7 separate regions of the Mus musculus genome follow, and all the other regions are linked to region 3. The links are chromatin loops, found by intact Hi-C in ENCODE. Cell type or tissue: heart. All regions are shown on one strand.

Evidence for each region. Peaks named below come from ENCODE experiments on the same cell type or tissue, not always from the same donor. Only the 100,000 strongest peaks of a DNase experiment are listed, where the experiment ranks them.
Region 1: it touches region 3 in a loop (2.7-fold over the local background); 4 of 42 quality-filtered maps call a loop at or near these places.
Region 2: it touches region 3 in a loop (2.9-fold over the local background); 8 of 42 quality-filtered maps call a loop at or near these places.
Region 4: a loop joins it to region 3, with 2.1 times the contacts of the local background. A loop is called at or near these places in 3 of 42 quality-filtered maps.
Region 5: a loop joins it to region 3, with 2.4 times the contacts of the local background. A loop is called at or near these places in 3 of 42 quality-filtered maps.
Region 6: a loop joins it to region 3, with 4 times the contacts of the local background. A loop is called at or near these places in 8 of 42 quality-filtered maps.
Region 7: a loop joins it to region 3, with 6 times the contacts of the local background. A loop is called at or near these places in 17 of 42 quality-filtered maps.

Annotation. Positions count from the first base shown.
Region 1 is chr14:120,833,530-120,837,529 of GRCm38, reverse strand. No RefSeq gene overlaps it. Among named protein-coding and RNA genes, the nearest start is that of Gm33173, 13 kb to the left of the region's middle. In heart, a CTCF peak has its summit at 1,603 (motif pointing left); no DNase peak of the experiment used is centred here; H3K27ac peaks cover 593 bases.
Region 2 is chr14:121,803,050-121,807,049 of GRCm38, reverse strand. No RefSeq gene overlaps it. Among named protein-coding and RNA genes, the nearest start is that of Ubac2, 74 kb to the left of the region's middle. In heart, a CTCF peak has its summit at 2,381 (motif pointing right); a DNase peak (open chromatin) is centred at 59.
Region 3 is chr14:121,587,567-121,591,566 of GRCm38, reverse strand. All of the region lies in intron 38 of Dock9 (dedicator of cytokinesis 9), which reads left to right. Among named protein-coding and RNA genes, the nearest start is that of Slc15a1, 84 kb to the right of the region's middle. In heart, CTCF peaks have their summits at 2,021 (motif pointing right) and 2,895 (motif pointing left); a DNase peak (open chromatin) is centred at 2,046; H3K27ac peaks cover 757 bases.
Region 4 is chr14:121,640,027-121,644,026 of GRCm38, reverse strand. It overlaps Dock9 (dedicator of cytokinesis 9), which reads left to right. Exons shown (of 54, transcript NM_001081039.1): 10 at 832-906; 11 at 2,409-2,549; 12 at 3,868-4,000. Among named protein-coding and RNA genes, the nearest start is that of Dock9, 56 kb to the left of the region's middle. In heart, no CTCF peak of the experiment used is centred here; no DNase peak of the experiment used is centred here.
Region 5 is chr14:121,927,055-121,931,054 of GRCm38, reverse strand. The region is part of intron 4 of Ubac2 (ubiquitin associated domain containing 2); the gene reads right to left. It overlaps Gm46485 (a long non-coding RNA gene), which reads right to left. Exons shown (of 2, transcript XR_001781471.2): 2 at 1-4,000. Among named protein-coding and RNA genes, the nearest start is that of Gpr18, 13 kb to the right of the region's middle. In heart, a CTCF peak has its summit at 2,497 (motif pointing left); no DNase peak of the experiment used is centred here; H3K27ac peaks cover 686 bases.
Region 6 is chr14:121,795,263-121,799,262 of GRCm38, reverse strand. It overlaps a transcript of Dock9 not described here. Among named protein-coding and RNA genes, the nearest start is that of Ubac2, 81 kb to the left of the region's middle. In heart, a CTCF peak has its summit at 1,632; DNase peaks (open chromatin) are centred at 622, 1,322 and 2,532; H3K4me3 peaks cover 2,679 bases; H3K27ac peaks cover 2,222 bases; H3K27me3 peaks cover 1,367 bases.
Region 7 is chr14:121,751,308-121,755,307 of GRCm38, reverse strand. It overlaps a transcript of Dock9 not described here. Among named protein-coding and RNA genes, the nearest start is that of Dock9, 55 kb to the right of the region's middle. In heart, a CTCF peak has its summit at 2,169; a DNase peak (open chromatin) is centred at 2,047.

The sequences.
Region 1 (4,000 bases), 750 kb after region 3:
TGTTTGCACACATCCTCTCTGATAGACAAATGACGACTAGGTCTCTCTTCCTGAAGCACAGGGTGAACCCTGGCAGCCGCGGCACCTGACAGGGCTTTGCGTGCATAACGGATGCAGGCAGTGTGATGTGCAGCTTGAGGGCTTTGTGCCTGATCTCAAGCTTTATCACCAAGCCACACCCCAGCTCTGTTTAAGTGTGTTTTAAACTTGTCATATATGCGATACTTATTTTTGGTCAGAATATAGGAATTCTTTAGCTGCAAGAGCCCTTGAAAATTATATGTCAACTCACTCCCCCCCCTCCCGCCCCCACATCCACCCCATAGGTTTTGCAGAAAGGAGCGAATTTTGGCTCAGATGATTAGCTGAAGATCTCAGAGAGCAGAACTGGGAAGTCGCTCGCTAGCACGGCTTGTCCTGATAGATTTTTATGGCAGAATTGGCTAGACTTTCGCTTAGCTCATCATGGGACAGTATGAATGAATCTTTTAAAAGATTTTTATTTTAAAGAAGATTTATTTTAATTAATACATATGTAAGCACACGTCCCTCGGTGTGTGCGGTATGTGTGTGGTGTATGGAGGGATGTGGGTGTTTGTAAGATGTGCATATGTGTGTGTAAGGGGTGTGTATGTAGAGGTATGCATGCATTTGTGTATGTGTATGGAGGTGTATGTGTGTGTGTATGGAGGTGTATGTGTGTGTGAGAGGAGTGTGGTGTGGGGCTGTGTGTATGGAGGTATGTGTGTGTGTGTGTGTCTGGAGGGATGTGTTTGTAGGGTATGAATATATGTGTGTAGAGGGATGTGGGTGTTTGTAGGGTGTGAATATATGTGTGTGTGTGGGGGGGTGTGTGTATGGAGGGGTGTGTGTGTAGAGGTATGCATGTATATGTAGGTATATTCGTGTGTGTGTGTGTGTGTGTGTGTATGTGTGGTATATGGAGGGGTGTGTGGGTTGTGCGTGTGAATGCAGTGCAGTGCTCATGGAGGCCAGAAGGCACTGGATCCCCTGGACCTGAGCTATATATAGGAGGATGTCAGTCATCTAAAGTGGGTGCTGGGATCTGAACTTGGGTCCTTTACAAGAGCAGCATATGCTCTGCTAAGCTGTCTCTCCAGCCTTTTATTTTTATTTTAGTGTATGTGTGAATGTCTGCATGAGGGTAATGGAGTGTGTGTGTGCACTCGTGTTCATGTACGTGCATGTATATTCGTATGCAAGTGCATGTTTGTGTGTGTGTTCCCAAGGAGGCCAGAAGATATTTATTTTATGTATGTGAGCACACTGTCACTCTCTTCAGACACATCAGAAGAGAACATCAGATCTCATTACAGATGGCTGTGAGCCATCATGTGGTTGCTGGGAATTGAACTCAGGACCTCTGGAAGAGCGGTCAGTGCTCTTAACCTCTGAGCCATCTCTCCAGCCCCCAAGGACGCATTTTTTAAAGCAGGACTATTGCTCTCAAACCTGACTGGTGAGAGTACAGGGGAGAGACTTGGGGATTTGCAGGTCTTTTATTCATTATGTCTCCCTGAGGCTTTAAGGCTTAGCTTGGCATCAGATAGAGACTTAGCTCCATCTGCTGTGCAGGCTGAGTGTCTTTCTGGCTGTCCTTAATTCCCAAAGCTGAATCACAACCATCATTTCACGTCTCGAAAATTTAAAACTGAGCCAACATCATATGCTCCCGACTAGGAGAAAGGCTAGTATCTCCTGTGGGCTACCCCTCTCTGAGTGTTTAGGACCCAGAGGGTTATAGGGTCTGGTGGTCGGGGACAGGCAGGTGGCAGGAAAAAAAGCCAAGGTTCAATCAGTACTATGGTTCCTTCTGGCTGTCATGTGGCCTTCAGAGCTAACTCTGAGCTCTTCCAAGGTAGAGAGGAAAGAATCTCCTTTGGGCAAACATAGCCCTTGGCAGTTGGTGCGGCCAGTGACACCTGGGCTAGACTCCAGTAACCACTTGCTTGTTTGAGCTAAGGGCTCCCCACGTGAGAAGGTTACCCTGATTAAGGAGGTCCTCTAGCTCTTCCCACTCCTGTCTGACAGAGGGAGGCTGGCTTCAATACTGACTGTCCTCTGTAGAGCCACTGTGGTCCCTGGGGGAGGATGAGGATCCCTGCTTTCTCCATCCCTAGGCTCACACATTTTACAGCTCAGTCCTTTCAGTTCTCAGTGGCCATATTACTCAGCATTTCTGTCGATGCAAGAAAACACCATGGTCAAAACGCAAGCTGGGGAGGAAGGGGTTTATCTGCCTCACACTTCCACATCCGTATTCTATCACTGAAGGAAGTCAGGACAGGAACTCCAATAGAATGGGACCCTGGAGACTGGAGCTGATGCAGAGGTTGCTAGTTCCACATGGGTTGCTCAGCCTGCTTGCTTATAGAACGCAGGACCACCAGCCCAGGGATGGCTCCACCCACAATGGACTGGACCATCCTCCATCAACCACTGTGGTGGTTTGAATATGCTTGATCCAAGGGAACGATACGGTTAAGAGGTGTGGCCTTATTGGAGGAGGTGTGGCCTTGTGAGAGGAAGTGTATCACTATGGAGGTGGGGCTTTACATATGCTCAAGTCTGGCCAGTGTGAAAATGTCTCCTGCTGCCTTTCAGTCAAGTTGTAGAATTCTCAGCTCCCCCAGCACCGTGTCTGCCTGCACATCACCATGGACTGAACCTCTGAAACTGTAAGCCAGCTCCAATTAACTGCTTTCTTTTATAAGAATTGCTTTGATCATGTTGTCCCTTCATAGCCATGAAACCCTAATTAAGATAACCACTGAAGAGAGCGGGTTCCTCCTCTCAGTGATTTTAGCTTGTGTCAAGTTGACATTAAACTGTCCAGCACAACTGACTCCTTGTCAACCTGACACAGACATCACTTTCCTTTCTCATTCATCCCCACGGTCTCACATTAAAAATACAAATAACTTTAAAAAAAACCTCGCAGTTTTTACAAACTCAATCACGTTAAAAATTCAAAGTGCCTCAAACTACGCGTTCCTGTAAAATAAAATAAAGTTAAATATTTTCTTACTTCGAGAGAGAAGAACCAGAGAAAAGTCACAACGAAATCAAAGCAAAAGCAAACTCCCAAAAGTGTAAATCACTGAGCATTCAATATCTGAGCTCCACTCATGGTCTTCTGGGCTCCTCCAAGGGGCGTGGGTCATTCTCTGGCTCTGAAGCACACACAGCTTGTCTTCCAGGCCTCGCTGGCTCCACTGCACAGCAGCTGCTATTCTTGGTGGTCATCCATGGTACTGCCATTTCCAAAAGGCCGGGGGGTTTCTGCTCTCATCAGTAGCTTTTCATTGACTCTCTTCACGGTGCCAAGCCTCACCTTCTCTTTCCTGGTCCCTTCAGTCCTAGGACTTCAACTGCCACCAAGGCTGCACCTTCCCCGGTGGCCTCTCCTGGCCTCTCACAGTGCCAAGCCTCAGCTGTTTTCCATGGCCCCTTCCTGACTTCAAAACTGGTACCATCTGGATGACTCTTATACTACCAAGTTCAGATGCCAGCATGAGGTACAAACTTGGCTGCCTCTGGAACACAGCTTCTGTGTGCTGACTCTCAGGAAACACTTCCCATAAGAGTTAACCTCAACCTCTTAATCACTGATAATTTCTCAGCTCCGGCTGGCCAGTATCCAGTATCCCAACAAAGCAAAGGTTTCACGTTAGTAGTTCTACTATCGTGTTAAACACAGCTGATTCTTGGGCCCCAGCTAACCAGACTCATGAAATCTCAAATCAAAATAGCAAATGGTCCCGATAGTTTTTAAACTTCCCTCTGAAACTTCACAAGACAGGCCTCATCTTTAAAAAAAAAATATTTATGAGTATACCATCTTCATGCTCCCCAGAGGAGGGCAATGGATCCCATTACAGGTGATTTCGAGCCACCTTGTGGTTGCTGGGAATTGAACTCAGGACCTCTAGAAGAAGAGTCTTAACCACTGAGCCGTATCTCCGCCCCCCTAGGCCCC
Region 2 (4,000 bases), 220 kb before region 3:
AATTGTTTCCCAGAAGAAGAGAGGTCCGCCTTAGCTGCTTCCAGGGGAAGACTGAGGGCGCCAAGCCAGCTGTGCTCGTAAGGGTTCTCCATGGCCACACCCCTCTGGATTTATTCTGCTAACATTCTTCCAGGTCTCAAGCCTGGAAAAAGACTTTGAGATTAGTATTGTTCTGCACTGAGAATATGTTTTAAAGGGGCTTTATCAAAGTCCTCCCACCCTAATTCTAATTCATTAATTCAGTATTTTTTACTGCATTCTCTACAAAAGCTATGCAAGGTTTCCTAGGTCTGTCTTATCCATAGAAAACTAGGTTGGGGTTGTTTCAATCAGACGATATTTATGTTAAAGTCATTCAAAGCTGTTGTTGAATATCCACTGTAATAGCTTCCTGGAGATCCTTGCCAACAAGGGGAGTCACCGAGGAGAAAGCTTTAGTTGCTTCTTATAAGTCATTCTCCAGCAATGAAATGAGCCAATCCAGGCCAAACCAAAATATATAAAGGAGGTTTACTGGGAAGCCACTCTCCAATGGGTTCACTGATCCTAGGGAACAAGGCCAGGGAAGTTTCCATGAGGGGAGAGTCAGCGGGAGTGGAGAAGAGAAAGAGAGAGAGACCATGTGCAGGCATGCACACAGCATGAAAGGCTAGAAAGTTCAGGGCAGAGGGCAGGATAGCCAGCCATGTCCTATAGCAGGTAGGGATCAAGGGATGCTGGGAGAACCTGGAAGCTAGGTCTGCTTTGGTATGTAATATATGCAGTATGTGATATATATATATATATATGTGGTTTGTAATATATGTACCTCCCTTAGCCATTTGTGCCTGGTTTGAACTCCAGCAGCATCCCTATGGATAATGTTATAGACCAACTTGACTAGGCCAGCTGTTGCCATGATAACTGGCCAGACATTATTTTATGCAAATCTGTGAAAGTGTATTTGGAAGAAGTTAGAGTGTGAGGAGCTGACTGAATAAAGCAGTTGGCCTTCCCAGGAGTAGGTCACCTATTGTGTCTCTGCTGTGACTAGATATAAGAAGCTGAGGAAGGGGGACGTTTTCTCTCTGCTCTGGCAAGGACATTCAGCCTTTGTCCCTAGTGACTGACTCCCACACCTCATCTTAGAACATGTACCACCTTGGGCTTCGGGTCCTAGAACGGCACCAATCAGCTTTGCAGGCCTCCAGGGCTGTAACTGGCAGATTCTAGGACTTCTGTCTCCAGGGGTCAATTCGACTATCTGTCCCATATGATAACTCCCTAGCTTGGCTGGATGCACACCTGTAACCCTGGCACTTGGGAGTGGAAGCAAGAGGGTCAGGAGTTCGAGACCATTGTAAGCTTCCTACCGAGTTCATGGACATCCTGGGCTACATGAGATTCTGTGTCACAAAGCTAAAATAATTTTTATTATATCTATTTATTTTATATTTTTTCTTTTACATTATATAATTATATTAATACTACATATTTTGATATCATATTTGTCAAAAGAAGACCTGAAACCTTCTCTCTTTTGTTTAAAGATTTCTTTATTAAAAGTTGTTTTATCCCAGCACGTGGGAGGCAGAAGCAGGTGGATTTCTGAGTTTGAGGCCAGCCTGGTCTACAGAGTGAGTTCCAGGACAGCCAGGGCTACACAGAGAAGCCCTGTCTCAAAAAAACAAAAAAAAAAAAATCCAAAACATAGTAAAATATAAAAACAAATTAGTGTTTTATAGAACCTGAGACTTTAAAAAAAAATAAAAAAGCAAAATACAATAATTTAAAGCAGTCCTTTAATTTTGTAATTTTTACTGTTGAATGGCTCAGGACTCTAGTGACAGACTGAGTAAGGAAATGTAATTTAGATTATAAAACTCTTGTTTTAATAAAAATTCCTAGCCGGGCTTGGTGGCGCACACCTTTAATCCCAGCACTCAGGAGGCAGAGGCAGGCAGATTTCTGAGTTCAAGGCCAGCCTGGTCTACAAAGTGAGTTCCAGGACAGCCAGGGCTATACAGAGAAACCCTGTCTCGAAAAACCAAAAAAAAAAAAAAAAAAAAAAAAAAAAAATCCTTAAAAATCGCTTTAAAGGTTTATTTATGTGGGTAAGTGTTTTGCCTGCATGTATGTATGTGTACATTGTGTGTGCACGTGGTGCCTGCAGAGGTCAAGAGAAGGCCTTAGCTGCCATGGAACTGAGTTACTACCAGTGGTTGTGAGCCACCGTAGGTGTTGGGAACAAAACCCAGGTCTTCTGTAAAAGCAGTCAGTCCTCTTGACTCCAGGTCATCTCTCCAGTTGGCTCACTTACTTATTTTTATTTTATGTTCATGAGTGTTTTGCCTGCATACATATGTGCATCATACATGTGTAGTGCCTGTTATGGCCACAAGAGGGCTTTAGAACCCCTTGTGCTGGAATCACAGATGGTTGTGAGCTATCACGTGTGTCCGGAACCCAACTCCGGTCCTTTGCAGGGGCAGTAAGTGCTCTTAACTTCAGATCTGTCTCCCCAAACCCAGAGGCTAATAACTTTTGATAACATACTGTTGGAAGGCTGGTGGAGTTTTGTTTGTCTTTTTGAGACAAGGTTTCTCTGTGTAGCCCTAGCTGTCCTGGAACTTGCTTTGTAAACAAGGCTAGCCTTGAACTCACAGAGATCCTCCTGCCTCTGCCTCTGCCTCCCTATGTGTAGCAAGTGAAAGTGAGTTCACTTCAGATAATTAAGGGTGTGCTGGGTGTTTTCTATATGTCATCGTGTAAACCTGTTTTACCCCAGGTCCTCTGTGCTGCACCTTTGTGGATATTGGTTACAGGCCTGTGTTCATTGAAAGGCCTGTCCTCTCGATGAAGCTGGCCACTCATGGTTCATCTCTGTAAAGTCAGTCATTACTTCTCCACTCCATCTTCCACCCCAGCCTAGCAGGGTCAGATGTATGTCTGTCTCCCATACTAGTCTGTAAGCAGATTTGCAGAAGTGTGTTAATTTTCACAAATCAATTAATAAATAGACATAATCCCCATTAGTTTCTGTCTGGTATCTTTTAATATAATTTTCTGGAATGCCTCCTATTCTCCCCTGCCTCAGTCTATTCTTAACACAGCTGTAACCACCCCTACCTAACCTTGTGGCTGGACACAAAGTTTCCATTTTTGATCATACCAGTCCAATAATGAACCCTGCTCATTAGGAAGCAGTTGCTCTCCTGTATGGGATGATACAGAGGTCCAGTCACCTTCACATCTGGTTCTCATGGTTACTGTGGCAAATGGAAGAAAGAGTTTGAAGGACCAGGCAGGGAGCTTGTTGGCCAGGCATAAAAATTTCACATAACATCTCAACTACATCTGTTAACTATATCTTGTTACACAATCCTAGCCCACCATGAGGGAGGTCAGAAAATGCAGTCTTCTGTCTGTTCATCCAGGAAGAGAAATGGGGATCTACTGACTTATTTCCTAGGCTCAGAACCCAACAGTGGATTTCCAACTTACACAGAGTCAAGTTCAGAGTCACCACAGTGCCCTCTAAGATGTCCCCAGTCTGTGTCTTATGGCTCAAGGCATAAGTAGTTCCAGGCCATTCTCCTTTCCCTGAGCAGAAACTTTATGCTCATTAGCAGGTTTTCTCCGTGAGTCTCTCCTCAGCCTCTGGAAACCACAAACTTAGTTTCTGTCTCTATGGATTTACTTGTTCTGGTTGTGGACATTTTGTGAACGAGAATTCCTGGGGAAAAGGGCTATGTTTGCAAACACTGACAGTTAAAACTGCGCTGATACCGAAAGGTAGGCATGTTGCAGTCCAGAGCTAATTACCATATCTCAGCTAGCTTTAGCCCACGAGTACTCCACATCGGTGTCAGAACTAGCATCCCGTGACTAATAGATTAAAAACCTTTTGGAACCTATTAACTTAGCAGACCTTTAGCCTCCACCAACCTCAAAGCTAAGGATGTCATCAGGCCTGTAGAAAAAAAAGTCCCCCATCTTGCTGTGACCCCTTCTCCGATGT
Region 3 (4,000 bases):
TTGGCTCGTATTTTTGTTCATTTTATTCTACCCTCTGCTGTCCCTCCTGGCACATCCGGGTCAGATTCGGTTGCCTCTCTCGCTCGGTGCATGTAATTGGTTGAGTGCCCACATTCTGACGTTCCGCCCGCAAGAGACCGTTAAGCCCGTGAATCAATTTGTGAGGGTGTGGAAAGCATCCAGTAACGAAGTGACTTTTTCTGTGTTTTCAGTGTGAGAAAGATATCAAGTGTGCTTGGGATTTCTGTAGACAATGGTAAGACTTAATCAGGTTGGGGCCGCTTCCCTTGCAAACAAGACCTTTCCATTCATCTTGCCTAACTGCAGGGCTTGCCTAACTTCACCATAGAGGTCTGCTAGTACGAGGGTCCATCTTTTTAATTCGTTTCTCTCAGTCATCCAGACACCTTCATGTGCTCCTGCTAGACGTTTTGGAGTTCGAATCTTCCTGAGGGTTTCTCAAAGCAGAAAGCCTAAAAGCACCAGCCACGCTGCGCGTGAACAATTAACACAGTCATCCTCGGAGTCTGACTTCCATCCCTGTTGCTTTCTCAAAGCCGTCCTTCTCTCTCCAAGCATGGCGTAGCGAGATCTTAGAAAATCATGTGTTCTCATCCCCAGCACTGTCTTTAATACATGGTTATTAGTTCTTCCCACCATCTCTAACCCGCTGTGGTTGTCATGCCTTTTTCTTCATGCAGACTCAGTATAAAAACAACACCCCCACCACCGTGTGGTTGAAAGGTAACACAAAGTGAGAGTGCAGAAAAGCACAGCAGCATGTCAGGTGTGGCGGCATACGCCTTTAACGCTAGCACTCCGGAGGGAGAGGGATGGATCTCCGTGGGCTAGCTCAAGGCCAGCCAAGGCTACACGGTGAGACTCTGTCTCAAAAAGCCCATAAGATAAAGCAGCAAACGAATACAGCAGCTTCCCTCACTTCACCAACAAAGTTTAACATAGCAGAGACGTCTCACTTAAGCCAGGGTCCTGTCGGCAGCCGCCTCTGGGGCTGAGGCAGAAAGAACCTCTCACACTTAGTGGTAGCCTGCACATCTACCGCATACTTGGGGCTGCAGTACTTGTGTTTTCAACTCTCTGTCTCTTAGCTCGATGAATGAGAGGTTAAGTTAAAGCAGGGTACGCCCAGGGTCTCGTGACCTTTGCTCTCATTCCCTGTTTCCGTGGTAGACCAAGGTTCCCCCCCACCCCCAACCCCACCCCCCGTCCTGTGGCACACATGCCACACTGCTAGATTTCCTTCTTCCTGGACTATATAACAGAGTAGTTTACTACACAGACACTGTGGAGGATTTTCACACAAGCAGATGGGGGCCCTATCTCAGACATAGTCACTGTCGACCCCCTGCTGTAGATGGACGCCGCAGCAGGAGCCAGAGACAGCCAGCTGCAGCTAGAACAGCCCTGTGAGCTGGGCTGCTCTCTCCTCTGCCTTCCTGCAGTCCATGGAGAAGCTGGTACCCTGCCTCCTTCCTTCCTCTGTCAGTTCTCAGTGGCATCCTGTCCTCCTGCGTGGTCAGGAAGCCATGTTCTCTGACTCCTTTCCCCTTGGCCTGTGTCTCTCCAGTCCCTCCTCCTGTGAGGTTGTTCTCCCATAGCTGAATGGCCTGTGTCTTCCAGGACTCAGTCTTTCTCCTGACCTCTGGTTCTGATGAGGTGGCTTTTACCCTTTCCCACCACCCTCTGTTTCAGCACATGGAACCTGGCCAAAAACATGCTAAGAGAATATCTTCCTGTATCTATCATGTGTACAATGTGTATGACTCATATGTATGCATATATACCTGTTCATCTCTACGTAGATATTCAGTGAAAGCTTGGGGCCATGCATGCCCCTCTACAAACAAAACAAAACAGAAACTTACACAGCTGTAAGCACAATGCCTTCTCTTAATCTAGCCAACATAAGTGAGCAGCCTGCCAGGGAGACACAGGGGCTGGGGTGAACTTCTCTCCATGGCCATTTCTTCCCTTTTTGTCAGACCTCAGCTAGGCCAGCAGGGGGCAGCAGAGGCCTGTGACAATCCGTCCTCTGTAGGCCTGGCTGCCTGTGCGTTCCCTAAATCCCTGGAGAATCCACAGTGTATGCTGCCTGTGGGACACAAGCATTTCTGAAAACAGTGCATCTTAATAGGTCATCTGAGATGGTCTGTCCGTTTATTGCACCTGGACTGGCTCAGATGTACGATGAAAGGGGCAGTCCCTGCTTGAAGCCAGTTATGTGTACCGCGCTCTTTGGGTGTCTTCACAGTGTGGGGCTGCATACTTAGGACCATTTCAGAGCCAGCTGGCACTTACTCTGTGGCATTCCTCAAAGAAGGCAAGCCGGTGCCGTGTTATTCACGGGTGACCTTGTACCTCATGGACCATGGCCACCAACAACTCTGAACATGACTCTTTCCGTATGTGAAGTTACAGGATCCAGCAAACTGTACATCATTTTGCCATAGAATATACTTTACTCTATACCCCTTGCTGTGAGGAAAACTTCTTGGCAGTTAAATGGGAACAACTGACTATTGACCACTTCTTATATTTTTTACATAAAGTATATTGGCCCCTCATAAAGCCACATGCCATTTGTTAACATATCTGAGATGGTACATCTCTGAGAGCTTACCTCTGCTTCCACGCATGCTTGTACACACACAAACACTGTTACAAAATTAAAACAAGTCTTACTGTAGGCATGATAGTGGCTTGAAAATTTTACAGATTTGATCTGTGAATGCTGAAGACTCCCAAACCAGCCCTCAGCTTGCTATCTAAAAATGTCACTCTCGACATTTTTTTTTTCTTGACATTTTTCCTGTTGCTCCTACAGGCTGAGCAAGGTGGAGGGAATTCACAGTGCTGCAACACACTATTGCCCCCTAGTGGAAGTAATGGTATTTTTGTGACTTTCAAATAATGTCCTAGTATACCATTATATTGTGCTCATATATGTACCTACCCCCAATACCCACCTCATTACCCTCCCCTTATCCACTGTCTTGCTAGTCCCAAGATGGTGTCATGGCTAGGCATGGTGTGATAGCTTAGAGAAATCTTGTCGTTACCGTATTTCTGTACATGTATACATAATTCTAACACGTAAGTAGCCTGGCACATCGATTCTGTTTTAAAACAACACGTTAAGTTCTGATTCTCTGTTTCCAGGCTTTAGACCAGGAGTAGGTTAGTGCTATGGGAACTGCTCAGTAGAAAGCCATCTTATTTAAAATGGCTACTTGCATGCCCTTAGCCTGTATGTTTTATAGAAAGAAAAGGACAATTCTATAAAGATAAAACAATAAAATCACCATTAAGCCATGTTCTAGTCTTAGCTCAGACCACAGCAGCTCCTTAAAGGTCGCTTTGACCTGTATACATATTTTTGGCTGGCCTGAGCACAGGTGTTGATGTTTTTGGCTTTGGTCTCCTCTTTCCACGGTTTATATCTCTTCAACAGTATTCCTCAATACTTCTTTCTTTCACTCTCCCTTTATCTTACCCCACCCCACCCCACCCAGCACATGAATGCCTTAGCTTGTGCGAAGGCAATACAGATGTCCTTAATGCACCTATATAGCCACCTTTCTTTTCTCTAGAAAACTACTTGTTTAAAAACAAAGAATTGGAATTAACATAATGTTAAACATATTCTATATCTTCATGAGGAGTTAGACAGCTCTGACACAAGGGGGACAGAGAACCACAGGTGTAAAAGCTCAGAACCACCTATTGAAAAGCAGAGTTGGATGAACACACTTGATAGAGCTTGCATGGCAGTCTTAAAGCATCTCTGTGGCTTTAAAAGCTCCTCTGTAGTATTTGTAGAACTATAGCTCATATTTCCTTCAGTCAGAACAAGGTCTTACTATTCTTTTCTTTCCTCTTATTTGCTTGTATCAGTTCTCTGGTACAGTGACCCAAATAGAAATTTGGAGTGTAGGTTCTGGGTTGAAGAGAACAGTTCCCATTAGTAATCTCAAGGAAA
Region 4 (4,000 bases), 52 kb before region 3:
TCCATGGCCATTTACTGAGAGATTCCAGTTGGAAACCTCACAGACACAGCCATACGCAAAGTCTCCTGGGATATCAGTGCCAGCAGTGTCTCTCCTACAGCATTTCAGCCCAAGCTACCTATGCCACCATGGTTGGCGTGCCGCTGCCTCCCAGAGACCAGGCGGTGTTGTCTCATAGGCCACATTTGTAGATGAATCTGTATCATACTTTCCCACTATTGTGAAGAGATACCACAATCAAGACAAATTATATAAGAAAGTTTGTTTGGGGCTTGCTTACAGCTTCAGAGGGTCAGAATCCATGACTGTGTGGTTGGGAACATGGCAGCAAGTAGGCAGGCCTGGTGCAGAAGCAATAGCTGAGAACTCACATCTCATTATACACGCTCAAGGCAGAGAGGGAGAAAGCTAGCTTGGATTAGTGTGGGCTTTCCAAATTTCAAATCCCACCCCAAGCGCTGCAGCTCCTTCAACAATAATTCCCAGCAGGGCAGTAGTGGCCTTTCATCCCAGCACTTGGGAGGCAGAGGCAGGCAGATTTCTGAGTTTGAGGACAGCCAGGGCTACACAAAGAAACCTTGTCTCAAAAAACAGAAAACAAAAAAATAAAAACCAACCAAACAACAAAAAAAAAACAAAAACAGTATTTCCCTTCCTGGTTCCACCAACTCTGGGTGAAGCATTCAAAGATATGAACCTCATGGCGGGTGGGGGTGGGGAGCAGGCATTCTCATTCAAACTGCCACAGGCAGCTTTCAGATACCTCAATACCTCTGGGAGGTGGAGAACAAAGGATTTTGTTAGCTAGAACCTTTTTTATTTTGTCCGCAGAGCACCAGAGAAGCAGAGATCAAATTGAAAAGCGAGAGCAGAGTGAAGCTTTTTTACTTGGACCCAGATACCCAGGTAAGAGCTAATTCAATATTTAAAATGTAAAGGTCATGAATGTTTGATATTCAGTACTGTTGAGTATTGAGAGCAGTGTTTAGCCAGCTTCCGGAAAGGCACCAGCCTGGATCTTGAGGTTCACAGTGACCGTCCGTATAAGCTACCCCTGAAAATAACCATTAGAGCATGGCCCACATCATTGCAGACACCCAGAGGCAGTAACACTTCTCAGCTAGCTTCAGTTCCTGACAGAAGCCTGGGAGTGTGTGTAACCCACACCTGTGTCCAAACACGGTGTGACAAAGATCTTCAGGGCCCAGGGCGGCGAATGCCACAGAGGTGCCAAGAAGGGACAAGGATCTGGTATACTTCATCCTAAATGCTGTCCACCCCCACCCCCACCCCCATTTGGGTACTTTAATAGAACAGCCTCTCCCACTTAGCTTTAATAATAAACATTTTCTAGGTTTCTTCACTGACTTCCTGTTTGTACACCGTTTACTGTGGTAGCATGCCTATAGCACAAACCTTACAATTTTAGCCATTTGAAAAATAGAATTCAAATTAAAAACAAACCAACTCGGTGGTATTAAATAAGTTCTCTGCAACTGTTGCACCATCTGTTTCCAGAAGAATTGAATGTTTTCATCTTTCCAAACTGAAACTCTTTTCAATAGCAGTCCCCATGTCTGCCCTCCCTGAGCTCCAGTCATCTCTGTTCACCTTTTATCTTTATGAATTAACGATTTTAGCAAGCTCATCAATGTGGAATCCTGCAGAACCTGTCTTTTGTGTCTTCTTCTACCTAACATGTTTCCAAGGAGCATCCCTGATTTGTTCATCAATTGATTGTTACTGTGTGTTAGGCAGCGCATGAGCTATGAAACCTCAGCTACACATGGAGGTCAGAGGGCAACTTCAGGAGTTGCTTCTCTCCTTCCACACTCTGGTCCTCAGGCTTGTATGGCATGCAGTCTACCCAATCCAAAACTTCCTTTTATTTTTAAGACCACATCTCACTATGTATCTCTGGCTGGCCTCAAACTCACTCTGTAAGCCAGGCTAATCTCAAACTCACAGAGAGCTGCCTGCTTCTGCCTCTCTAGTTCTGGGTTTACAAGTATGTGTCACCAGGCCCAGCCCTGAATTTCCTTTTTATTACTGAGTATGCATGCCTGTATGTACACACACATGTGTGTTTGTACATATATAATGCAACGTATGTGTCCTTACACAAAGTGTGTTTAGGTTGTTTATAACATTAATACCTGCATAATTATCCACCAAGCAGGTATATTCTCACATATGTGACTGTCCAAGCTGGTATATCCTCATATATGTGATTGTCATGATTAATAGCAAGTGTCTATTAAATATGTCTACTAAATATAAAACAAAGTCGCAGCACTGTTGTGGATGTGTGTATACAGCTTTTCCAGGTTTTAGGAGCCTAGAGCATTCATGCTGGAATTTTTACTGGGAGTGCCACGTGTTTATATATCCACATTCTCTTTTTAAAGAAACTTGACTTCTCATCCGCTGAACCAGAAGTGAAGCCCTTTGAAGAAAAGTTTGGGAAAAGGATTCTCGTCAAGTGCAACGATTTGTCCTTTAACCTGCAGTGCTGTGTCGCAGAGAATGAGGAAGGACCCACGACAAATGTAACTTCCCTTTTCAAAAGTCAGGCTTTAAAAAAGAGTCAGCCTAAAGCATGCAGGGACCAGAGTCTCCTTCTGCCCCCAACACTGTGTCTTTAGAGAAGAGAATGTTAGAGGGGCAGTAAAGTCCAGATCAAATCTGTACCCTGGGCTGGGCGGGTCAGTCCCCTGGCTCACCTAAGGCATGCTGAAGAGAAAGGTGGAATCATTAGCTCCTCCATAGTACTGTATTCTTTCTCCTTCCCAGAATTCCCACCTCCTAGCACAGTCACGACATAAACTAATCATCCACGGGGTTCCGCTGGATATGCGTGCGCATATACAATACACAGAGGCATACACACATACACACACACACAGCACACACAGGTATGCACACACATACACATAGAGGCACACACACACACACACACACGGCGCACATACACAGGCATGCACACACACACATACATACACAGGTACACACAGAGTCACACACACATACACACAGAAGCACACACATATACATACACAAAGGCACACATAGCACACACACACACACACACACACACACACGCACGCACGCACGCACGCACGCACGCATGCATGCACAGAGGCACATTCTGGATTTCTTTCAGATGCTATCAGAATCTGAGTGCTTTTCCTGATACTCTGGCCTTCTCAAAAGCCCCCTCCCCATCACGTGGCTGCCTGTCCACCTCATAGGTGACCTCTTTGCTGGCTTAAAAAGCATGACTTTCTCCCCTCTGTTCTCCCCTGGGCAGCTGCTGACATCTACAGCTAAATTGCCAAGGGGCTTTTAAATTTAAATTCTAATAAAAATGTCCTCAAATTTCAAAATAATTTTTAAAGAATAAATGTTTCTTCTTTTAAATGTTGAAGAATTTCAGGTGTCACAGGTTTCTCCTTACATTACTGCCAGGGTGCACCAACCTTGCCCAGAGATGTGCAGGGCTTACACTGGGGTGTGTGTGTGGGGGGGGGGGAGGTAGGGGGTGTTGTAGCCAAAAATAAGATGGCAGATTTAAGACGTCCCAGGATATGGATTTCATCTTAGATGCTCCAAGGAGGTCAGCCATTTTATCTGCATGAGCATGCATTTGATAGCAAAGCTCATGAGCAGGGATGAAAGTTTTGTTTCTTAAAAATGCTTTATAGCCTCAGTCTGTGTGACAAGGGATAAAAGTTTTCACGTCTAGTCATTTCTCCAGGAGACAGTCACATACACAGCTCATCGCTCTCCTTACACAGCATCATCTGTCCAAACTGGCTTTATGATCATGCTGTTTTATTGATGTTTTTTTTTTTTTTTTCTCCCCAGGTCGAGCCTTTCTTTGTCACCCTGTCCCTGTTCGACATAAAATACAACCGAAAGATTTCTGCTGACTTCCACGTGGACCTGAACCACTTCTCAGTGCGGCAGATGCTGACCCCCACGTCCCCAGCTCTGATGA
Region 5 (4,000 bases), 340 kb before region 3:
ATATGGCAGCAATCTTCAACAGCTAAGCACGATACCCTTCAACTCAGATTCCAACTCCAGACATCACCAAACAGAAGCATGTGTCTGTCCACAGCACAAGAGGTACAGGGGGCCATAGAAACTGGAGGAGTGTGGTGTCTTGACTTGCCACAATACTACACTACTAACGACGAGACTGACTAGAGCTACATTGGGCACCAAGGAAACAGCTAAACAAAGGACAGAAACAAACCAGACACAGCCTGTGCTTCACTATGTGTGGCTCAAACTGACAAACTAAACTGGGGTATTAAGTCAGGATCGTGTTGAAGAAGTAGCAACTGGGGGGGCAGCAAAAACGGGGCTTTCCAGGGGCAGGTGAGGCTTTACCTTGTCACACAGAAGGTGCTGAGTGAGGAAGACAGCTCTACTTTGAACCATATATTAAAAATTCAAAATAGAGCATAAACCCAAATGGCAAACCTAAAATAAAATTTCTAGAAGAAACCTACATAGGTCAGAGATTTCTCAAATACGCACAACATAGGAAGATTTTTCCAAAGAGTACACAGCATAGGCTATTTATAAACTGGTAGATTTTATTTCATTAGAGTATTTAACTACACTCTTCAAAGGTCACTATTATAAAAATCAACAGAGATAAACTTGGGGAAGTATCTGCTAAATGCACACCTAAAGAACTGGTATGAGAATACAAAGAACTCTCAAAGAACTCTTATAATAATAAGAAAGTCACAAATCTAAGTACAGGTGCACGGAGAGACTTGAAAATACACGAACAGCAGCTGAGCACATAAAAAGCAGCCAATGCCAGGCCTGATGGCACACGCCTTTAATCCCAGCACCTAGAAGACAGAGGCAGGTGGATTTCTGTACCTAGTCTACAAAGCAAGTCCAGGACAGCCAGCTAGACTACACAGGGAAACCCTCTCTAGTGGTTGGGGTCGGAGGAGCAGCTCAATACAGCACTGGATTAGGGAGATATAAATTAAAACATGGACACAACAAATACAGCATTATAATGTGTGTGTGTGTGTATGTGCGTGTGTGTGTGTGTAGATATCTGTATCTATATATCTGTATATCCATATATACTGATAGATAGATAGATAGATAGATAGATTGGTTTTTTTTTTTTACATAGATATGATCCACGGACTGAAGAGATGGCTCAGTGGTTAAGACCACTGGCTGCTCTTTCAGAGAACCTGGGTTCTGTTCTCAGTATCCACACAGTGGCTCACAACTGTCTACAACTCTAGTTCCAGAGGACATGATGCCCTCTTCTGGCCTCCACACGTGTGCTTGAATAACTGCAATGCACAGAACACGGAGATGGGCCCCTCCTCACCCTGGAGCAGTTCTAAAAACTGATTAGAACTCACTTTTCAAAGACCAATTCACCATAAAACATTAGCACATCTTCTAGGTTGTTTTCTCAGTTAAAGCACGCAGTGGAATAAAAATCACTTTCATGAATCAACTTCCTGTTCCTTATTTTTATCCTTCCTTAGAACTCACGTGCACATTTGCACCGCCAGCCATCAAGTCCCCCAACGCGTAGTTTCCTACTTCCTTCCTCTGAGCTCTGAGAATATTTACTTATTGTTGACAACTACACCATTTGTCGAAGGAATGACAAGATAAGGACTGAGCTTCCACCTTATCTGCACTCAATACTAGCCACAGACACGACATGGGAAGACAACTGCTAAAGCGTGTGCTGTAGGGTAGTGGCATTCATATCCACTACATAGTAGGACTACTTTCCTATCAACATTTACCCAACAATTCTGATAAAAATACGGTTTGTGGCTCACACAAAACAGTTATTCAACAGGATCACTAAATCCCCTTACAAAAAAAGAACAACCCGCCTTCCCCTTTCCTTAACTTTCAGATATCGGTAAGAATTCTTCCTTAAGTTCCGTATTAGAGCCAGGCTGCCCTGCATGACAACTTGCTACACAGTTAAATGTGATGTTTGGAGCTCAGGAATAGGCTCAGTGGGTAACAGTGCTAGATGCACAAACAACAGGACCAGAATTCAAATCTCCAGCCGTCACGTACAAGCTGGGGGTGGCTCTGCATACCCATCACCCAGCACTGTGCAAAACAGACAGGAGGACCTCTGGGTCCTGATGGCTGCCAGTTTACATGCAGGTTCTGTGAAAGACTCTGTCACAAGGGAATGAGGTGGGGATTCACACACAAAAAGTGTTCCTATGGTTTGAAATACGCTTTACTGTACTGTTTAGGAAAAAATAAATGCGAGTAGATAATAGTAATTCGTAACTCTCACTTGGGCCTAGGAGCTTCAGAGACAGGAAGACAACTGTCAAAGCTGGTTCTGGATGCTCCCAGCCACCCTCTTACCAGTTTTACTGAAAGAATATGTTATCACTTAGTAACATTTCAGCTCTTTTAATAACACTCAAGCCTCATTTAATAACAATTTTAAGTAGAATTACAGGTTTTACCAAGTTCCAATACCGCCATCTAGTGGCTCCAGGTGTGACTACAGGCAGAGCTTAAAAACTGCCACTTTAGGTTACTAATTTATCACTAATATGCAAACTTACACCATCTAATAAACCTAGGTAAGAATATCTAGGTGTTTATTCAAATTCAGTGAACTTCTGACATCTGACTTCAAGAGTATTTTAAACGCATATCTTTATCAACTCATTTTTTTTCTTTCTTTTTTTTTTTCTATTTCTTTTTTGTTTTCTTCTTTTCTGTTTGTTTTTTGAGACAGGGTTTCTGTGTTGCCTTGGCTGTCCTGGGACCAGCTCACTGCACCAGGTTAGCCTCAAACTCATGGAGATCCGCCTGCCCCTGCCCCTGCCCCTGCCCCTGCCCCCACCTCTGCCTCCCATGTGCTAGGATTAAAGGCCTGTGCCACCATGCCTGGCCTTGCAACTCACCTCTTAATGTCAGGATTCTCTCACTCTGTTCATATTTATCAAGGTTTTCTACAAGTGTGTACTTTTCAAATTTTAAAAATCATCTTTGCTCACAGGAAAGGAATCAATCCCCCCGATGACACAGAAATATTGTCTCCGGCTTTTTGCAGGTAGTCTATTAACTAATGGAGGCCCCTACATTGCAGTGAGTGCCGCACGTTCTGCTGGACTGTGGTGGGCTTCCTGGGAACAGCCCAGCCTCACTGGGCTCTGGTGAGTGAGTCTCTCACTCTTTAGGCCTATTCGTGAATCCAGATGTAAAGCAAGTACAGAGCTAGGACTGTCAGGGGCAAAGGGGTTCACTCAGCTTCACACTAATGCTGGACACTCTGAGGTCATGCCTGCCCTCTGCTTCTATTCTGAGCCAGACTTAGCCCTGCCCAGGGCAAATACTCCATGGGTACTGAGTGCTGCGGCTACTCAGTATGCCCAGGCTAAAGCAGTGTCCCGGGTTACACACATGTGCCACTGTGGGGAGCGGGTGTGGCGGTAGTGCCAAGATGGCGCCAGGACAGCAGCCAAGTCTTATGACTTGCACCTGACTTCCTCATACACCTGAAAATAAGCCACATCCATCATGAGAGCTGCGCAGGTGCACCATGATGCAAGATCAGGCCATTTGACGAAGGCCAATGAACTGAGATTACACGGACTGGGCTGATGGGACGTGGTTGAGGGGTTATATAAGGGATTGTGATTGGGGGCTAGGAGAGATTCCTGCTTGCATGTTGAAAGGTTCCTGAATAAACTGCTTTGAGAAGAACGCTGTGTCGTCGCTCTTTTCTGCTGGTTGGGGACAGAAGCGACATGCCACCATGCCACCTCCCTATCATAGCAGCCACCTAGGCTAGCCCTCCCCATCCTCCATTCTTAATTGTTCTTTCACAGGGCACCCTTCAAGAGCTGAGAACAGTTCTCTGGTCCCAGCTCCTCCCCCGCTCCAGATGATCACGCCTGTCTGCTATTTCTCTGGCTGGGAACACATCCTCATCCTGTTCTTTATGTTCAGAACAAAGCCTGCTGCCCTGTAATCG
Region 6 (4,000 bases), 210 kb before region 3:
TCTAGGACATTCCAGGTTTGCACAGAAGAGAAAAAAAGCTGGTGTGTAATTAAAAAAAAAAGTTCAAAGCCTCTAGTCTCCATGGACACTGCACGCAGGTACACAGACCCACAAAGTAACTAAAATTGAAACTTAAAACAAAACGACAAAAACTAAACAAGGAATTAAAAAAAAAATCTTTCAATCTTTCCCGCTGTTCAATGTTACACCTTGTGAACTCAACTCAGTAGGGTGCAAAAAATAAATAAATAAAATCCAGTTCAGCAAGCATTTATTGAGTACCAGTTGCATACCCGAGCTCTAAATCTTAATGTGCCAGGCCGGCTCATTAATCCCAGAATGGTGGTGTTTTGCTCTCTAAACTAGGTATTTTCTCCCTTCAGCTCTAATATTAGCTTTAGGCCAGGGATTTGGGTTTTTGAAGAGGTGGGACGCAATTCCATTTTTTTTTTTTCCCCCATAAGTTTCCTAACACTTGATCAGGAGGCGTCCTAAGAAATCCCCCGGCCCCGCCTCTGGTTTTCAAGGCCAAGCCTCGGAAGCTGACCAGGCAGGTAAGAAGCTGTCCATCAGGGGGTAGTGGGTGTGGCTTGAGTAGCCGGGCCAATCAGTGGAGCCTTCCTGAAGGCTGACTCTGGGCCGGAGAGCCCGCCCCGATGGAAGCCACAGAGCATGCGCATCAGCGGAGCCCCAAGCTCCCCTGCTTGCGCGCTCTCTGCGCGGGGGCTAGGGCTGTGCCCTTGTGCTTTACGAGGGAGAAAGGAAATTTGGGGGAAGGCAGAAGAGGCTTCAGGAGATGGTCCTCTCGGAGGTACGCCGTCAGCAGCGGTGACCCCGGAGGTCCCGGGTTCGGCACCCGCGGGGTAGAAGGCTGGCACTGCAGCTGAGTCACATCAGTTCGCTGTCCTCAGGCTGTAGCTGAGATAATCGAGGTCCAGGAGTCACGCTGGCGTCCTAGGTGACGCAGCACGCGGCCCGAGGTCTGTGTTGGGCCCTACGCCCATCCGGATCGACGCTGTCCAGTTCCACCGCGAGCCACATGTTTGGGGACAGTAAGGTGGACCCAAATACGCCCGACTAGTCTCGAGGGCGAGGACTTGTATCTTCTCAGTCACATAAATAAAGACTACGTTGTCCGGTGCCTCGTTCAGGGCATTATGGTGCCAGCGAGTCCGCACCCTCACGGCTCTTTGGGGCCTCGACAGTCTCTTTGGAGACCCGGGGAAAGAGGTTCAGGATGTAGGGTCTGTGCCCTCCGGGGCGGAGGAATCACCAGATTCCAGAGTCAGGTCCTGCCCACCGACTCCGCCCCATCGGCCCCGCCCCACAGGGCGCCCCGCCCATCGGCCCCGCCCCACCTCGCCGGACGCCCCGCCCCTAGGAGGCGGCCGCGCAGGGAGGTCGGGGGCATGGGGGAGTCGCGGCGAGCGCTGCGCGTAGGATCGTCCGGAGCTAGCCCAGGCGCCGCAGCAGGCACGCGGGCCCGGGGAGGACACCTCGGGGCGTGACGCGGCACAGAGGGCGTGGCCCGGGCTGCAGCGCCTGAGGACCCGACCGGGACCGCGGGTTCCCGTGCCCCGGGCGCACCTGGCGGCGGCGCGACCGGGCCAGACCGCGCGCGCCGGATCCCGCAGCGGCGGCCGGAGGATGGCGCAGCAGCAGCTCCCTGTGTCGACGGAGACTCGGAAGTTCACCCGGGCTTTGAGCAAGCCCGGCACGGCGGCGGAGCTGCGGCAGAGCGTGTCAGAGGTGGTGCGCGGCTCGGTGCTCCTGGTGAGCGAGGCGCGCAGGTGGCGGGCGGGCCTGACCAGCGCTCTGGTAAATCCGGAGCAGACAGAGAAAGGGAGCGGGCGGGCAGCGGGGAGATCTTTGGGGGCCGCAACTTCCAGAGTCCAGAGCTTGCCCTCCTAGGGCTTTTCCTCTCCTCCTGGGAAATTTCCGCCCTCTGTCCACTTCCCTGCCCCCCACGTTACCTGTCCTCTGCCAATTGGGAAGTTTCTCTGTCCTCACCGCATCCTCGGTGTTTCGGGGGGCTTGGCAGGTGCCCGGGCCTCATACAGTGTAGAGGAGGTGGGGTCTTTACCACCCATCTGATGGTCCAGCGAATAGGTTTCCCCGCGGATGTTTGGGTGGGCAGATCTCTGCTCAGTGTGCTAAGCTGGTGTCTGGAGGCTTCTTATGAGTGGCAAGGGGTGAACTTGCTCGTTTCATCCTTGGTACAAATTACTTTGAAGTCTGGGGACTTGAGGCTAGCATAGCAAGACAAACCAAGGTGAACCCAGTCGTGTCAGTGACTCCTGGAAACAGGCCACTGGGTGTGAGAAAGGTGAAGTTTAAAAAATCAACTTTTTCACAGCCAGGGACGGCCCTGCTGTATTTGGAAAAGAGGGCACGCTGAGATGCTGGGCTGGTGCCGGGAGAGGAGCAGTCTGTGCTGGAGGGAGCTCCTCAGGGCAGCTGGAAACTTTTTAGCAGCTCTTTGCGTTTGTTTTCTTGAAGGGGACTTGTTTGTGGGTGTGTTCCTTGGAACATGTGAGGAGATGAGCCTTGAAAGTAATGTCTGTGGCCTTGTGGTGCAGTGTGTGGGGGATTGCCAAGGAGCATTGTTTATGAACACAGGGCAGATGCTTCGCTTTTCGTGGCAGATCGGAGCCCGTCCTGGGTCAGACAGGAACGATGCCGGTGTGAACGATGCTGGTGTGAACGATGCTGGTGGAGATTTGTGTTGATTTCCATATCCAGTCTGCTCAGTTTGGATTTTCTGTCGTTTGCCAGCGCTGCCAACTCACCCTACATCACTCAAAATTGAGTTTGATCTGCGATAATCAGGGATTTTATTTTTCAGTTTTACAGAACTTGGTCAGTTGAAGAACGGACCAGAACCTGGCTGACCGTGTCTTTGATAACTTGTATTAACTTCTGTTGCCGAAGCATCATTGCTTTTTGAAGCTGCAGGAGGGAGTAGTCTCAACCTCTGTGGCCCCCCTCTCTCCTCTCAGCTGGGACTCTTTCTTAATTGGGGTGCTGTGATCATCAGGGATGTTAGGAAAAATTGGAACTAACGATACACTTTCTTGTGCTGTGACTTCCACAGTGCCACACTAATCAATGTGCTGCAGCCCTTGAATATCTGATTCCTGTTTGAGGGTGGCCCATTGACAGTATCCCCACGTGTGACATGCTTCTGCTGTTTTGGTCTAATGAAACTTTTAGTAGTATGCATTTTCCTTGGACACTCTTAAATATAGCCAGGCACTTTGCTGGTGTCTCAACTCTTAGTTTTGTCTACCTGTCTGTCTGTCTATGGTCATGTGTCTGATATAATCTATGATGAAATTGTTACAAAATATGAGGAAGCTGATGACAACGTAGGTGCAGAGAAGGCTCCTGGCCCGGATGGGGGAATGCAGAACATGGGAGGAGTCTGGGAGAGGTTTCAAGCCACTAAATATTACCCATGAATCTCACCTTCCACCCTTTTCCTGTGTCTGCCAGGAAGTCACAGCAGGTGCACCTGTCACATAAATTCTGGCCTATCTCTGTCCTGTGAGCATCTGAGACAGTAATCCCGGTTCTCTCGGGAGGCGGCCATGCCTTGGTCCGTTGGTGCCTGCTTAGATGAGAGTGTTGATCTTCTCTGCTTTGGTCACCTGGCCTAGTGCTAGCCTTAATTCCACAGCACCCTAGATGCCCAAAGCAGCCCTGAAGATGGCCCAAGGCAGCGGGCGATGCCAGGGTTCGACATGTGCTTATACACATGGCATTGTTGAATAGATCTCCCCTCCTTCTTATGGACTCAGATCTGTGGGCCCTTTTTAGTCATTCTGTATTAATTTGAGGAGCGTATGGGTAAGTATACAAAATTGAATCTGCTGTGGCAGACTTTATTTCATCGTATTAACTGAATAATTACCGAGGTTTTGCCAAATTTGGTTTATGTGCATCTTTCCCTCCCTCCCTCCCTCCCTCCCTCCCTCCCTCCCTCTCTCCCTCTCTTCCT
Region 7 (4,000 bases), 160 kb before region 3:
TATTTTTGGTTGTGAGCCTAGCCTTTAACGGCTGAGCCACCTCTCCAGCCCAGCAATATGTTCTAATTTTCTGGTTCCTTCTCATTCTCTGGCTTGCTCTGTCTTCACCTCTGTCTGGCTTGTTATCTCTCTGCGACCTGTCTCTGTACAGCTTTCCTGGTAAAAATGCCTTCTTTTTTTCCCCCTCTCTCTGTGCTCTCTTAAATAGCTTCTCTTTTCTCTCTTCCCGTGAGAATTGGGCATATCCTATTCTGTCAAATTTTTCTCTGATTCACCACTTTGTCTGCCATTCAAATAGAATCACTTTCAAATATGGGTGCTTCCTTTCTACAAGCTAACTTTACGTCCATTGTTTAGGGTTAAAGGTGTGCACTAAGGGTGTGGTGCTAAGGGCTGAGCCACACCACAGCTAGAAACAGTTCTTTCAGTAAATAACACAGTCTTGGGGTTCACAGTGTGATCAAATATCCCTGCAACATGTGGTATATTGGAGACTTCACCATAATCACTATATGTATAAAAATCTAACTCAAGGAAGAAAAGTAATAGGCTTACTGAATCTATTTTCCAAATGCATGCTGTTTTTATATATAAAAATTAATCCATAAAAGATGTCTTTTAGACTGGTAAGATAGTGGGTAAGGTGCTCTCTGTTAAACCCGAGGACCAGAGTTCCAGTCCTATGATTCATACAAAGGGAGAGAAATGATAATACCAGTTGTCCTGACTGCCCCACACATCCGTGGCACATACCCCAATAAAGAAATGAAGTTATTTTCCTGAAGGCACTTCTCCACCCTGGATATGTAGTAAGATGAACTCTTACGGACCTAATTTAGGACTTCTCTGGAAAAGGGCATGTGAATGGAGTGAAGTCAGGTCATCCTTTCATCTTACAGTCACTCAGCGAGCAGGCAGTCACTGACGCCATGCTGCAGATGTGGGCCGTGTTCATTCCAGAGGTTAAGTTCTTCCTGGCGCTGAGAAGTGGAAGAACTTGGACTAATCTGCTGACGTGCAGGGATTTCTCTGTGAGCTTGGCCTTCCTCCCTGAATCTCTCTTCACATAATAAACTCGTGCATGACTGAGTGTGTAAGTGCGCTTTCCCGTGTGAGGGGCCTCAAATGGCACACGGGAAAGCTGAATCCTCCAGTTTTTCAAGAGACACTGTGGAATGTGCGTATGTCTTCCCCTTTTCAGAAGCCAGCTTTATGTTGACGTAAAAGTGGTGGAAAAACAGTGTTTTCCTCTTAATAATTAGTCTGTTTCCCCTTAAAGACAAGAAAATTTCGGGTTGAACAGATTTAAGGCAAACAAGCGCACATATTAGCCCGAGAGTCTGTTGTTGGAATGTAGGGAGAATGGGCATTTCCCACCAAGTAGCTTTACTGAGAACAATTGAAATACTTGAAGCTGTGCATACTTAAAATAAGTTAAACACCCACATATGAAAGCTGCCATCGCATTAAGAGTAATGAACACGTCCACCACCCTGGCTCAAGTGCCTTGGACCCGTCTGTCATCTGTCTGTGTGGCTTCTCTGCCGTCTCTAAGAAATCTCAGATCTACTTTCTGTTACTGTGAGTTTTTATGAACATGGGTTGTGGTATGAATTCTGCTTTGTCTTGCATCTTTCATTTAGAATAATGATCCTGAGGCCACCCATGTTGTTGTCTCTATCTTGCTTGCTTCCTTTTACTGATGGACCTATCATTTATTAATCATGTTTCCAGTGGTTGGTTATTACAGATAAAGTTGCTTATGCATAGTTGTGGGCCAAGTTCTGTTTGGATAGGTACGGTGATCAGGGTCACGAGCCACCGCCTCTGCCACATCTCATTTGCCGTGGTTTTACTGTTGCTTCTGAAACGATCTCCTTGCTAGTTCCTACTGTGTCAGAGAAAACCGGGGAAATCGGGCAAAGTGATTTAGGGTGCAGCTGTGTTTGACTAGTCATGGTGACGTCCTGATCCGAGGAAGCACGGAAGCCACGACCCTCCTCCTGCTCCTCCCTCCACTGGGATTGTGTTGCAGAACTTCTTATGGGCTTTTTTGTCTTTGGCTTCCAGGGATGCGGTTTGGCTGTGGATGTGGGATGTGTGGATGTCCTGAGCTGTTAAAAATGTGTTTTCCTTAGCCTGAGGATCCTCAAACAATCCACTAGATGGAGCATCTTGAATATATTTTGTGATTAGAGGATGGGAGAAAGAGAATCCCTGCATCCGAGCCATATTGAGGACCCTTGACGTTGGCCAGGCATTTGATCTGTCACCCCCTCTATTAATATAAAATGTTCCTTCTACTTAGCATGTTAATACAGAAGTTTCTAGGATGCCCGACTGAAGTATTACGTGGCAAGAAGTCTAATCTGGATGTCTGTGGCTACATGACGGACATGCGAGCGTAGACACTCAGTGACTCAGCCGTGTCTTGAACCTCGCAGCCCTCATTTGTGACTCAGTTACACTGCACAGTAGATGAGGTATACTTTATACAAACCGTAGGATGGTGCATCTTCTGTGCCATCCCATCAGGCCACTATTGACGAACAGTAACACAATGGTTCTGTTTTTTCCCAGAGGAAATTGCAGTCGCAGCCAGTGCCTATAGAGTAGAGAAGCCCTTGCTTTGCAGGACTAGAGATGCTGGGTACCATGGGTCAGGTTGCCTCCTGGATGTTTCCCTCACTCAGTGGTTGTCTCCCGGGGCGGCAGCTTCCTTTCCCTCCTTCCTACTTGAGGACAACATGGGCCGTTAGGAATTTCTTGTCCTGGGCTTGGCCTTTCTTGGGGAGCTCTGGCTGCAGCATGATCTTTCACCTTCAGACTTTTTGTTTCAGAACCAAGATGGAATCTGCACTGTTACTGGATAAACTGATTTGCAGGGAGCAGGACATATGGTATGAACCTTTCCAGGTTTAGTTCTCAGTCAGAGGAGGAAAGCACGGGTGTACACGGATGTCTGGTTTGTATGTTCAGATACAGCAGAGCATCCTGTATCCTCGTGCATTTACCTCGCATATTGAGGAACGGTTACTTTAGCGGCTGGGAGCTCATTTGTGCCTCAGGGCATCTTAGACAGTTGGAATCTGCTACTAAGCGTTTAATGGCATGAAATGAAAACTTTTATTTTTAGGTAGTTTTAATCTTTCTGTGAGAAAATTCTATATGTAATTGTACCATTTCTAGGTCTGTTTTTTTTTTTTTTTTTTTTTAAATTAAGGAGACATCTGCTAAACTAAGGATTTTGTAACACAGGTTGACAGACAAGTTACCCAGAATAAAAAAGTTTTATGTTTGAAGACATATCTTTCAGTAATCCTGTTAGATTATGAAGATTTTGGCATTTGCAATGAAAAAGCAACAGAAGACCAAACCCCTTTAATTTGTAGCATATAAATTAGTTATTTGTAGTTCTTCTTATCCCAGTGGAAGAAAAAGGCTTAGCTTTATTCTTATCTTTTGCAAATAGGAGGGATTTAAGGAATTTGGTATCTGAATGGATTTTACAGTCATTTTTAAAATATCTATTTAACTTTATTTTATATCTATTAGTGTGAGGGTATCAGATCCCCTGGAACTGGAGTTAGAGACAGTTGTGAGCTGCTGTGTAGGTGCTGGGAATTGAACCTGGTTCCTTTGGAAGAGCAGCCAGGGCTCCTAACCACTGAGCCATCTCTCCAGCTCCCCTTAGAATCAGTTTTAATAGCACATGATCTCATTAGCATGGCCTTAGCACAACACTTAACATCTTCTTGGGCCTTCTAGCCGGTGAGTGACCCACTCTGGTGTCTCGGATGAGTTAAAAGAAGGAAATGCATTAATATCAAGACATTTCTTTGGTTCATAATGAGTTTGTTCAATCTCTTTATTATGAAATTAAGCCACATGTCTCCTCAGAAATGGCCTTGATTTTGTTTATTTTCGGAAGTTGGAGGAATCTGTCACTGAATTTACTGTGGTTCTCATTAAGAACAAGAGGACTAATGCCTCGGCTTCC